Linked DNA regions of Homo sapiens: region 2 is linked to region 1. The links are chromatin contacts, found by POLR2A ChIA-PET in ENCODE. All regions are on one chromosome and are shown on one strand. Each heading gives the region's core, a stretch centred on a gene start or an enhancer-like site at or near the end of the contact. The rest is flanking DNA. Distances are from core to core; before and after follow the strand shown. Region 1 holds the start of RNASEH2C (ribonuclease H2 subunit C). Region 2 overlaps SLCO2B1 (solute carrier organic anion transporter family member 2B1).

The links. ChIA-PET counts read pairs that join two places held with the same protein, here RNA polymerase II (POLR2A).
Region 2: POLR2A ChIA-PET joins it to region 1 with 11 read pairs in PC-9. The contact joins the enhancer-like site here to the promoter of RNASEH2C in region 1. POLR2A ChIA-PET finds 5 or more read pairs at or near these places in 2 of 52 experiments (HEK293T and PC-9).

Annotation. Positions count from the first base shown.
Region 1 is chr11:65,719,379-65,722,173 of GRCh38, reverse strand. It overlaps RNASEH2C (ribonuclease H2 subunit C), which reads left to right and starts at 1,376. Exons shown (of 4, transcript NM_032193.4): 1 at 1,376-1,587; 2 at 1,757-1,932; 3 at 2,010-2,129; 4 at 2,365-2,795. The coding sequence starts at 1,416. The coding sequence ends at 2,391. KAT5 (lysine acetyltransferase 5) reads right to left here. Exons shown (of 13, transcript NM_182710.3): 13 at 2,570-2,795. RefSeq lists an enhancer at 1,231-1,300 and a silencer at 1,451-1,690.
Region 2 is chr11:75,180,367-75,183,161 of GRCh38, reverse strand. The region is part of intron 7 of SLCO2B1 (solute carrier organic anion transporter family member 2B1); the gene reads right to left. Among named protein-coding and RNA genes, the nearest start is that of SLCO2B1, 31 kb to the right of the region's middle. Within about 2 kb of position 1,436, at least 13 of the 41 ENCODE cell types and tissues checked have a DNase peak (open chromatin) inside an H3K27ac peak, as active enhancers do.

The DNA of each region.
Region 1 (2,795 bases), core at 127-2,626:
TGTTTATATTCAACAGAATACCAAGGCCAGCTCCCAGATGTGCAGGGATGTATAAATTAAACGCAATTTAAATCTAAATTTCCAGTTTTGTGTTTGTTTTATGTGAGAACTTGAAAAAATATATCTAAGTTGGGTGTCTGAACAAATAAACATTAGAGAAGAGCTGAGAAACCAAAGAGAGAAAATTGTGAAATCTAAAAGACTGAAAAGTGTTGATAAATTTGACTACAAAAAATTAGTCTTTGTCCTGGGTGCAGTGGCTCACGCCTGTAATTCCAGCGTGATTTGGGAGGCCAAGGTGGGCAGATCACTTGAGTCCAGGAGTTCAAGACCAGCCTGGGCAACATGGCAAAACTCCACCTCTACCAAAAATACAAAAATTAGCTGCGTGGTGGCGCAGGCCTGTGGTTCCAGCTACACAGGAAGCTGAGGATGGGGGATGGATTAAGCCTGGGAGGTCGAGGCTGCAGTGAGCCAATCAAACCACTGCACTCCAGCCTAGGCGAGTGAGACCTTGTCTAAAAGACCAAACAACCACAAAAATAAGTCCTTGTCCAGCAAAAATCACCTTTACACAGGTTTGCAAGACAGACCACAGATAAAACATTTTCAATGCATTTAAGAAAAGGGTTGATGTCCCTAATAAACTAAAAATGAATAACCTACCTACTAATCAATATAAAAAGAGTACTTTTCAGAATCGTTTTAGATTTTTACAACGACATGTGCCATTAAAAACAATAAAAGAAAAAAACCCGGCTGGGGGCGGTGTCTCACGCCTGTAATCCAAGTACTTCAGAAGGCCGAGGCTGGAGGATCGCCTGAGGTCAGGAGTTCGAGACCAGCCTGGCCAACATGGCGAAACCCAGTCTCTACTAAAAATACAAAAATTAGGTGGGCATGGTGGTGTGCGCCTGTAATCCCAGCTACTCCGGAGGCTGAGGCAGGAGAATCGCTTGAACCCGGGAGGCGGAGGTTGCAGTGAGCTGAGACCGTGCCTGGCACTCCAGCCTGGGCGACAAAACGAGACTCTGTCAAAAAAAAATAATAATAAATAAGAAAAAGAAAGAAAGAGGGAAGGACGGGAAGGAAGGGAAGGGAAGGGGGGAAGGAAGGGAGGCAGGGAGGAGGGGGAGGGGGGAGGGGGAAGGAGGGGGGAGGGGGAAGGAGAGGGGGAGAGGGGAGGGAGGAAAGAGGGGAGGGGGGAAGGAAGGAAGGAAAAAAACAAAACACAACTGGAAAACCCTAGGACTTGAACCCAGGGAAAGCGTTAGGGGGTAAGGGGACTACACTTCCCGTGAAGCTCCGCGGCGGCTTCCCGTGAGGCCCCGCGGAGGCTTCCTGAGAGGTCCTGCGCGCTTTCCGCGCCAGCTTCAGTGTCAGCTCGCGAGCCCTGGCGTCGCGTAGGAGGGAGGATGGAGAGCGGCGACGAAGCGGCCATCGAGAGGCACCGCGTCCACTTGCGCTCCGCCACATTGCGCGACGCCGTACCCGCCACACTGCATCTGCTGCCCTGCGAGGTTGCGGTGGACGGGCCCGCCCCGGTGGGGCGCTTCTTCACGCCCGCCATCCGCCAGGGCCCCGAGGGTGAGCCCTGCGGCCGGACTACGGCTCCCGGCAGCCCCCGCGCCGGCCTGCGCGCTTCTCATCGCCTGGGCTCCTGGGGATCGTGGTCCGTCCGGAGGTGGCGGGAGGGCAGCTCCGGGCTCGACCCAGCGTGGGTCCTGCCTGAGGCCCTTTGCGCCTCCCGCTCCAGGACTCGAAGTGTCGTTTCGGGGCCGCTGTCTACGGGGAGAGGAGGTGGCGGTGCCGCCTGGCCTCGTGGGATACGTGATGGTGACAGAAGAGAAGAAGGTGTCGATGGGGAAGCCAGACCCCTTGCGGGATTCCGGGACTGACGACCAAGAGGAGGAGCCGCTGGAGCGGGACTTCGTGAGCAAAGGGATAGGGTTGAAAGGGGGTGCGGGCGGGAGCTGTAGTCCCGATGCTGAGCCAGGCCCCTTCCCCAGGACCGCTTCATTGGAGCCACTGCCAACTTCAGCCGCTTCACCCTGTGGGGTCTGGAGACCATCCCTGGCCCGGATGCCAAAGTGCGTGGGGCCTTAACTTGGCCCAGCCTTGCGGCAGCGGTGAGTAGACGAGGAGTTCCGTCTTGCCCCCGGGTGGATGGGCTGGGGAGCACAATTGCGCAGACGGAGCCTGGAGGATTCTACTGGGTAGTGTGTGGGAAGCGTAGCTCCCTGACCACTCTTCCTAGCATGTCTAGAAGCGGTTATTCTGAACAGCTGGGTCCTTCCTCGGGTATGGGGGCCAGCTTGCCGCCCTGTCTTACAAGTCCAACAGTAGAGGCGACTCCTGTTGCAGATTCACGCACAGGTGCCCGAGGACTGAGAACCAGAGCTTGAAATTCAAAGCTGCGATCCCTTCACAGCAGTAAACCAGCTCTTTGGAACCGATTCCATCACCCCAATAAAGGAGCTCTTCACAGCACCTGTGAGTCTGGGCGCCTTAGAGCCCCTAAGCCAGCATGGGCCCTTTCCCCCTCCCCACCAAGAACTTTGCATGGCTCTGGCATATAGAAACAATTTATTGCCGGGGGCAATAGGGGTAAGAGAAGCCAGAAATTTTTGCAGCCAGCACCCACCCCACCCCCAACTTCTACTTTACAAAAGAAATTTTTACAATCACCAGCCCTCTGTACAGAGCTCCCCCATCCGGATCCCTTCTCACTGTACACAGCTGCCTGGCTCCCTCTGGTCCCTGCTTCAGAGGAGGCCTGGGCCTGTGGCCAGCTG
Region 2 (2,795 bases), core at 187-2,686, 9.5 Mb before region 1:
ATTATTAAAATTAATTTCTTTTACTTTTGCATGTGGACAAAAAAAATTAGAATTACATATGTGGTTCATATAACATTTCTTTTGGACATGCTGCCTTAAAGAGAATCAGTGAATCCTTGCTCCTTTCTGAGTCCCGTCTGAGCTCTGGGAGAGTGATCTGGGAGGGATGCCACAGTGGTGGGAGGGTCCTGGACAGCTGAGAGAGAGTGCTGGAGTGAGGGCTGCCCCAGGAAGCAGGAGAACAGCCTGGGGACAGACTGATCACTTCCCAACATTTTTTATCAGGAAGGGGCAGGGTAAGCAGAATCTTCTGAGTTCCTTGCTTGGGTTCCTTGTTCTCATAAAGAGTAGAAACAACCACAATGTCGTCTGCTCCCACGTGTACATTCCTATTTGGTCTACATTGCACTTTTTTTTTTTTTAACAGAGCCTTGCTGTGTCCCCCAGATTGGAGTGCAGTGGTGCAATCTCAGCTCACTGCAACCTCTGCCTCCCAGGTTCAAGCAATTCTCCTGTCTCAGCCTCCCGAGTAGCTGAGACTACAAGCACACGCCACCACACCTGGCTAATTTTGTATTTTTAGTAGAGACTGGGTTTCACCATGTTGGGCAGGCTGGTCTCGAACTCCTGACCTCGGGTGATCTGGCCGCCTTGGCATCCCAAAGTGCTGAGATTACAGGCGTGAGCCACTGCGCCCAGCTACACTGCACTTTCATATCCATCATGTCATTTAATTCCCACAATGGTCTGTCTGGTGCAGGGATTATTATTGCACCTATTTTACAGAAGAGGAAACTGAGGCCCCAAAAGGGGGAGTGTCACCCAGACAGTTATTGGCAGAGCAGGCTCTCAAACCAAACCCAGGTTCTCTAGTCTCCCTGTGTCAGTCCTGTCTCCTGCTGTGAAAGAGCATGGGGTTTGGAACAGGAGGGGAGTGACAGACCTTCAGGGGCTGGGTGGTCAGGGGTGACATCCAGGGAGAAGTGAGCTTTGGGGTTTGGGTAGATAGAAAGGGAGAGCAGATTTGAAGCAGAGGCACGGTGGTGGAGGTCTTGTGCAGGACACAGTGGGGACACCAACTTGATTACAGCAGTGCTTGGCTGGGGTAGGGGCTGGGGCCAAAAGATGGGCCACAGCCAGACTCGGGTGGTTTGGAAGGCCAGGCTGAGATTTGGGCTATATTCTGTGGCTATTGGGAGCCCTATCTGTCCTTAGCTCCTGACCCTGTGTTCTCCACAGATTTCTGCCGCTTGCCCCCTCATCTGTTTTGAGGACAGCTGAGTAATAACGGGCTCCAGAAACAGGAAACGTGCCTCTGCTCAGTGCAGGGATTGCAGTGTGACCCATCTGGGCTGTGTTTGCCTGGGTCAGCAGCCCTGGATGGAGAGGGCTGCTGGAACTTCCCCTCTGGGGGCTCTTTGCTGATTGTTGCAAGCCTGCCGGACACCATGTGCTGTGTGTAGCTCAGCCCATGGAAGGCCCTCCTGTCTGCTGGGCCCCCAGGGATCCAGGCGCTATCCTTGGTGAGAACTAAGTTCCTATTAAAAGAAGGCTTTGTCCAGGGGCTAGGGTCCCTGACCCACAGAGCCAATGTGGACTCTGGGGTGATATGGAACCCTCTGCCAGCCTCGGGTTCCTTCACATATCACGAAGGGAAGCAGCCACAGGGATGAGAGATCTGCTTAACTTCCTCCCACCCCATGAAAGAGAGTGTTTTTCAGCAAGAGCTGAGTTTCCATGAAGAATGAAACACACTTCCAGCTTTCTTTTTTCTTTTTTTTTTTTTTTTGAGGCAGAGTCTTCCTCTGTCACTCAGGCTGGAGTGGTGCAATGATGCAATCTCGGCTCACTGCAACCTCCACCTCCCGGGTTCAAGTGATTCTCCTGCCTCAGCCTCCCAAGTAGCTGGGATTATAGGCACCCACCACCATGCCTGGCTAATTTTTCGTATTTTTAGTAGAGACAGGGTTTCTCCATGTTGGCCAGGCAGGTCTCGAGCTTCTAACCTTAGGTAATCCACCTGCCTCAGCCTCCCAAAGTGCTGGGATTACAGGTGTGAGCCACGGCAACCGGCCCTGGCTTTCTTTTAATGAGATTCATGCCACTGGCCATGCTTCTTTTCCCTTTGGGCTACCAGAAACCTCAGAACCAAATAAATGGCTCAATGGTATCAACTGAATTAATCTTTATGGGTCCATGCATTTATGTTTTTCTCTCTCATTCTGAGAACCTTTCGCTCTTATTTATATTTTTCCTGCTCCTTAGCCTTAATTGATTGGTTTCACCATTTACTAGCTATGTGACCAGGTTACTTAATCTCTGTTACCCAAGTCCCTCTGGTATAAGATGGGGGTAATAACTATATCTACTTCACAGGTGGGTTATGGGGACTAAATGAGATCATCCATACAAAGGTCTTAGAACATTGCATGGTACAGAGTAAGTAATAAATGTTAGCCTAATTCCTACTGTTGTAGTACTGTACCTTTGTGTGGTGTGAGCTGTCTCAAACCTTTTATAGACTATAGTGCAAGTAGGATATAGAAAAGCATATGCAAACACAGTGGGATATCATCTCACACCTGAATGTGTATAGATACCATATAATATATTAAAATAGAGTAGAATGGCTATTATAAAAAATATGATAGATAACAAGTGCTGGGGAGGCTGTGGAGAAAAGGGCACACTTGCACCCTGTTGGTAGGGGTGTAATTTAGCACAGCCATCATGGAAAACAGTATGGAGTTTCCCCCAAAAGTTAAAAATAGAAACTTCGATCTAACAATCCACTA